2 separate regions of the Homo sapiens genome follow, and region 1 is linked to region 2. A link is a contact called in ENCODE Hi-C or POLR2A ChIA-PET data. All regions are on one chromosome and are shown on one strand. The core of a region is the stretch at or near the end of the contact, and the rest is flanking DNA. Distances in the headings are between cores, read along the strand shown. Region 1 overlaps RAB3B (RAB3B, member RAS oncogene family). Region 2 has its middle 19 kb from the start of NRDC.

Region 1 (3,156 bases), core at 272-2,771, 76 kb after region 2:
TATTTCTAGAATTTTCTGTTTAGTATGTTCAGATCTAGAGGGCCCCAGGTAACTGAAATCTTGGAAAGTGAAACCAAGGATAAGAGGGGACAGCAATTGATCATCAAATTCTGTAAATTCTAGTTCCAAATCTCTCTCTTCATTTCCATCCCTTATGTCATTTTGTCACTCTTAGCGTTATGGACTGAATGTCTATGTCCTCCCAAAATGTGTATGTTGAAGCCCTAGATAGTACCTAATCCTATACAGTATACACTATGCTTTTTTCTTTTTTCTTTTTTTTTTTTTTTTTGAGTTGGAGTGTTGCTCATCCCTCAGTGTGCTTGTATTTGGAGATGAGGCCTCAAAGGAAGTAATCGAAGTTAAATGATGTCATAAGAGTGAGTTCCTGATCCAACAGAATTCATATCATTATAAGAAGAGACACCAAAGAGTTTGCACTATCTCTCCCCCATGCCCATGCACCAAGGAAAGGCCACAAGAACACAGAGTGGGAAGGCAGCCCGAGGGGAGAGCTCTCATCAGACATCAACCCTACTGGCACCTTGATCTTAGACTTCCAGTCTCCAGACTGTGAGAAAATTAATTTCAATTGTATTTTGTTATGGCAGCCAGAGCAGAATAATACACTTAGTTCAGCCCCATATAATTTACCCAAGTCCTTGCTTGCTTGCTTGCTTCCTTTCTTTTATAGCTGGTCACTACTATATTTGTTTATTAATTTTTAGATAGCCTTTATGAGGTATAATTGATACACAAAAAAATTCACTTATTTAATGTATACAATTTGATGAGTTTGGATCCAAAACCCTGGTTTCTTTGCCTCATTTCCATCCACCCTTCAAACTGAAGCCAGGAATTTTTCTAAAATGCAAATCTAACTTGTTTAAACCCTTCTATGGCTCCCCAGTGCCTATGGTGGTGGTCTCCAACTTACATCCCTTTAAGTAAGAAAAATGTAGGTACAGCACACACAGTATATGTGTATTCTTTAGATTATATATCTATATGTCTACTTCTATACACAAGATATTAAAATATATAAAATTAAAATAAACAATATTTAAATGTTTAAAATCTAATGTATTCATGAATAGTCCAGAAAACTTTATTTTTGCTGCATAAAAGCACATACACACACATAAAAACCCTTTGCTAATTTTCCTTCAGCAAAAGCAATGAGATTGACCATGTCATCTATGGCTATACCACCCTGAACGCGCCCGATCTCATCTGATCTCGGAAGCTAAGAGGGGTTGGGCCTGGTTAGTACTTGGATGGGAGATTGACTATGTCGTATCTAATTAGATTATCATTGATTTTACCTCGAAACGTGGCTGACAATGAACTTGTGTTGGGAGTTGGAAAAACACCAGTTCAGCCATTTTCTTTATGCTCACTTGGATTCACTATAATCTTCTAGCATAGTCTTCAATCAGAGGTTTCTTTATAGGACTCTTTAAAAGCCACATATCCATTATGAGGTTTCATTTAGTTAAAACTAGACCATGTAATCAATAAATCCACTTACCCAGGCACAAGAAAACCACAAAAGCTCACAATTGGCTGAACATAAACAAAGAAGTGAGTCAGTCCACTGTCAACCCCTCAGAAGGGCACAATGCCTCCTCCTATCTCAAGATTTTTTGAGTGTAGGCTATCTGACCATCTGATATGGGGGTCAAACAAAGACACTTCTGTCAATCCACATAGTAAATATCAGTAAAAAATATCTTATGTTCAAAGATTAAAAGTAAGCTCTAATAATTTCTTCAGTTCCCTAAGGAATCATCAAGCATGAATCCTCTGACCGATGACAAGAACTTTCTGTTTGCTGTGGAAGATCTCTTTGACCCCCAATCTGCCACCTATAGCCTCTCCAGCAAATTTCTCTCAGCACCCACTCTCTGCTCTTTCACAACCTTGATCCAGTTTTACTGTATTGCTCACCATGCCCCAAATATTCTGTGCTCTCACATCCCCCTGTGCATGGAACTGTAAGGATGATATCAAATAACACAAGTGAAAGCACCTGGCACCTAATAGGTGCTTTTAGTAAATGCATGTTGACTTTCACCTCAAGCTAGTTAAACTAAGTGGTTCTACAATGTTAGCCAGCCACAAAACCACCTGGAAAATTTGTTATAGCACAGATGGTTGTCACTCACCCACCAGAGTTTCTGACTCAATAGTTCTGAGGTGGGCCTGAAAATTTGCATTTCTAACAAATTCCAAGGTGATGCTGATGCCATGGGTCTGGGAATCAGTGAACTAGACGACCCGTATAGCTTCTTCTATTTCTAATGATCTCTGACTCCTCAATGCCTTTAATAGAGAGCAAATGAACAAAATGAACTTTTATCCCTATATAATATTTGACATTATCATGAAGGGAAATATGAACTCTATAATACCTCAGATGCACAGTGTAGAGAAAAGAGCACATACTTTTGAATCAGAAGATCTTGTTGAAATCCCACTTTATAGCAGTGTTGTTGACCTAAGGCAAGTTAACTAATCTCTGAGTTTCTTATCCTGCAAAACAGGAGTGTATTAAAGTAGTACCTACTTCATAGTGTTAATTGTGAGATAGTATATGGGAAATAATTTGTAAAAAGAAAAGTACTACATACAGACTGCCCCAATAAGATATATGCATAATGTATTAATGTACATTTAACACGCAGAATAGAAAGATAATAAATAACATACGTTTTGGCTGGGCGTGGTGGCTCACGCCTGTAATCCCAGCACTTTGGGAAACCAACACGGGTGGATCACCTGAGGTCAGGAGTTCAAGATCAGCCTGGTGAACATGGTGAAAACCCATCTTTACTAAAAATACAAAAATTAGCCAGGCGTGGTGGCACACGCCTATAATTGAAGCTACTTGGGGGGCTGAAGCAACAGAATCGATTGAACCCAAGAGGTGGAAATTGCAGTGAGCCAAGATAGTGCCACTGCACTCCAGCTCAGGTGACAGAGTGAGACTCTGTCTCGAAAAAAATAAAATAAAATAATAATAATACATGTTTTAAATACTTTAAATCACAAATTTTCAAAATTTCCAATCCAGGTACTAATTCATTTTTGAAAACTATATGATCTACATGTTGCTATATCATCTAAAATATGTGCATAATTTATTAGTACTAT
Region 2 (3,574 bases), core at 374-2,873:
ATGTGTACCACCATCCTTGGCTAATTTTTGTATTTTTTGTAATGTCGGGGTTTCAACATGTTTCTCAGACTGGTCTTGAGTTCCTGAGCTCAAGTGATCCACCCACCTCAGCCTGCCAAGGTGCTGGGATTACAGGCGTGCGCCACTGTGCCCCACCTCATCCACGTCTTAATGTTGCTTTACTGTACTCTTCTCATTGTACATGTGTCTTGTTTGGACATTATGTTCTACAGTGTCACTCCTAAAGTAGGGGGTTTTGCAAGTCTTCAGATGAATTCTTTGGTAATATCAAGGAGCTACTGACAAGAAGTTGTGAGGAGTCATCACAAGTCAGCTTGAGAAGTTGCATGTTATTCATATAGTTGAGAAAGGAGCCCTGGGTTAAACTCACTGCTTAAGAGCCATATGACCTAGGGAAAATTAGGTTATTTCTCTAAGCCTCACCTTCTTCCAAAAAGGGATATTAATTCCCACTTAATAGAGTTGTTGTGAGAATTAAATAAAATGATTGATGTACAGGTGTGTTGTAAAGGAAAAGAAAAACATGTGTGATAGATGTGCACATGAGTGTATACACAGACACTTGTGAACGAAAACGAAGGCCTAGAAGATGCTGGGTTCAAATCCTGACTCTGCCACTTGTGTGATCTTATACCAGTCCTGAATTCTTGAAACTCTCTTAATCTTAATTTTCCTCATTATAAAATACATTTGTTATAAGATTATTGTGAGGATTAAATGTCATTATGTTCAAAGAGCACTTATTACAGAGCCTGGCCCAAAGTACAAGTTCAAGAGCTGTTGGCACAGCATAAAGATCTCGGCTCTTTTTAACCTAATTCACCCGTTGTGGCCGGAATAGGTGATTTCTTGATAAACCTCAAGGTGGAGCTAGAGACACAGAAGTGGGTGTCTTCTTCAACAAGAATGTTTGGTCTTAAGGGGGAAGAAGAAGCAGACTTTCCATCTTGATTTTGCCAGGACACATCCTATCTCCCTTTAAACCACCACCCATGTTCCTCCATTATGAGAGCCTTTGGGGTTTTTTGTTTGTTTGTTTGTTTGTTTGTTTTGGGTTTTGTTGTCAAAAAAAGAGTCAGACAAAGGAGCATTCAATAGATGTTGTTCTGGTTTTGGTTTTGTTTTGTTTTGAGACAGGGTCTCACTTTGTCGCCCATGCTGGAGTGCAGTGGCACGACCTCAGCTCACTGCAGCCTCTACCTCTGGGATTCAAGCCATCCTTCTGCCTAAGCCCCCCAAAGTAGCTAGGACCACAGGCATGTGCTACCACACCCAGCTAATTCTTGTATTTTTTGTAGAGACGGAGTGGGGGAAGTGGGGAGGTTCTGTGGGGGTCGGAGTTTGGGGGAGGTGGGTGGTTTCACCATGTTGGCCAGGCTCAAGCAATCTTCCCGCCTCGGCTTCTCAAAGTGCTAGGATTACAGGCATGAGCCACTGTGCCCAGCCTAGAAGTTCTTTAATATTGTGAATTCACTTCTACTTGGAGAAAATATGTTATCTGGTACATAGAAGATGACTATATAGTTTTGAAAAAACAAACCTTTATTACATTTTATTTTCTTCTCATCCTTCAGCCCACAGACCAAAAGCAGGTTTTGTCTACATTCCACTCATGTGACTGATTTCCTGTCTGTCAGAGCCCAGTCATCTTTCCAAAAGGAATACTTATCATAGCTCCCATATTTCTCATTGGGAAATATGGGAAATAGCTCCCATATTTCTCAATGTAAATAAGACTCCTAGAAGTCTATCTTAGCATCCCAAGATTCCAGGAATATAGATTAGGTTTCAGTGGTTTTCAAATGAGCCCTTTGAAGTTATATATTGATAAGCTCATTAAAAACTCAACTCATTACTTTCAGTACCGCCTTGTAGGCTAAGTACCTATCATATATAATTAGAACCTCATGAGAATAAAAAAAAATCCGCATAAAAGATGAAAATACTACCAAATATCAGCCTTAACATGCCACTACTTTCAGAACTTAGAAAATCATTGCTACTGGCCGGGTGTGATGGCTCATGCCTGTAATCCCAGCTACTCAGGAGGCTGAGGCAGGAGAATCACTTGAACCTGGGAGGCGGAGGTTGCAATGAGCAGAGATTGCACCACTGCACTCCAGCCTGGTGACAAGAGCGAGAATCCATCTAAAAAAAAAAAAGCATTGCCACAGAAACAGAGCTTAGATTCCCCCAAAATCTAGCTGGGTAAGAGAAACCCCTTCTATGTATAAATAAAGGATGAGTAAGAATTAGTTAAGTGAAGAAGAATGAAAGGGGAGAAGGATGATTCCAGGCAGAGTTCCAGGACATGAGAAAGGTCAAAGAAAGGAATGCTCTTGTAGGTTTGAAAGTAATTGCATATGGCTCAACCGGAAAGGTTGAGAGGAAAATGGCGAGAGTTAAAACTGGAGGGGTGAACTGGAGATAATTATTAAGCCCTGCATTTTATGTTAAGGAGTATAGACTTTATCCTGAGAGAGGGGGAGCTACCAACATGCATCAGATGAGGCAGAACAATATCATTTCCTGCTTTAGAAAGATCATTCATGACTGCAAGACAAAGAACGGAGGAGGGCAAGGCTAGGGGGAAGGTGTGCTAGATATTTTCTGTTTGCATCTCCAGATACAGTAAGTCTTCAATGTCATCGATAGATTCTTGGAAACCGTGACTAAGGGAAACAATATATAAAGAAATCAATTTAGCTGTAGGCTAATTGATATAAATAAGTTCCTATGGCATATTTCTGGTCACGAAACATCAAACATCTAAATAAAGACCCAAAACACTTCTAATATTAAACCTTGAAATATAATAAATGTGAGCTATACATACATTTAAGAAAGATTAATAAAAACAAGTATAAGATAATTATTTTCCCAATTATTCCAGGTCAGTGTTACAGGTCGCCAGAGCCTATCCCAGAAGCAGAGCACAAAGCGGGAACCAGTCCTGGACAGGACGACATTCCCTCACAGGGCACACTCTCCCACACGCCACACTCACTCAGACTGGGACCATTTAGACACACCAGTTCACCTAATGTGCACATTTTTGGGATGTGGGAGGAAATTGGAGTACCCAGAGAAAACCCACGCAGTCATGAGGAGAATGTGCAGACTTCACACACGGTGGCCTCTGCCAGGAATCTATTTTTTTCATCAACGTTATAATGAAACGTCGTTGAACATAATGACATTATTCGAAGACCTGCTGTACTCCCTCTACTTACCTGCTGCATATCCCAGAAGTTTGACCTATGTGGGCTCCTGCTGGACTCCTTTGCCCTCTGGCTTTTGGTTGAGTCCGGCATTGGGAGATAGCAGTAGGAGATCAGAGGTCATGGGGAAAGACAGGTCCAATAATTTATCCCCCACCTCCCTCCCTAGCGAGTCTTTGTGTGAGGACATTTCTCTCCACCAAAGGTCACTGCTCTTAGCAGACAGCATCTGCCACACAACTGCCCTCTTCAGATTCTGGTAATCAAATCACTCCCCCCACATCCCTTGTTACTACCTTTGGGTAGTGATGATTAGCTAGCTGTTGCTAGCT

Evidence for each region. Hi-C counts contacts between places; a loop is a spot of excess contacts on that map. ChIA-PET counts read pairs that join two places held with the same protein, here RNA polymerase II (POLR2A). Pooled maps may share reads with other maps.
Region 1: a pooled map shows a loop between it and region 2 (1.9-fold over the local background). The contact joins two enhancer-like sites. A Hi-C loop is called at or near these places in 1 of 168 maps with a recorded cell type or tissue (adrenal gland) and 4 of 50 pooled maps. POLR2A ChIA-PET finds 5 or more read pairs at or near these places in 9 of 52 experiments (AG04449, AG04450, BJ and 6 more).

What each region holds. Positions count from the first base shown.
Region 1 is chr1:51,972,215-51,975,370 of GRCh38, forward strand. All of the region lies in intron 2 of RAB3B (RAB3B, member RAS oncogene family), which reads right to left. It also overlaps the pseudogene RNA5SP48. Among named protein-coding and RNA genes, the nearest start is that of RAB3B, 17 kb to the right of the region's middle. Within about 2 kb of position 1,522, at least 2 of the 41 ENCODE cell types and tissues checked have a DNase peak (open chromatin) inside an H3K27ac peak, as active enhancers do.
Region 2 is chr1:51,896,153-51,899,726 of GRCh38, forward strand. No RefSeq gene overlaps it. Among named protein-coding and RNA genes, the nearest start is that of NRDC, 19 kb to the left of the region's middle. RefSeq lists an enhancer at 1,175-2,374. Within about 2 kb of position 1,624, at least 4 of the 41 ENCODE cell types and tissues checked have a DNase peak (open chromatin) inside an H3K27ac peak, as active enhancers do.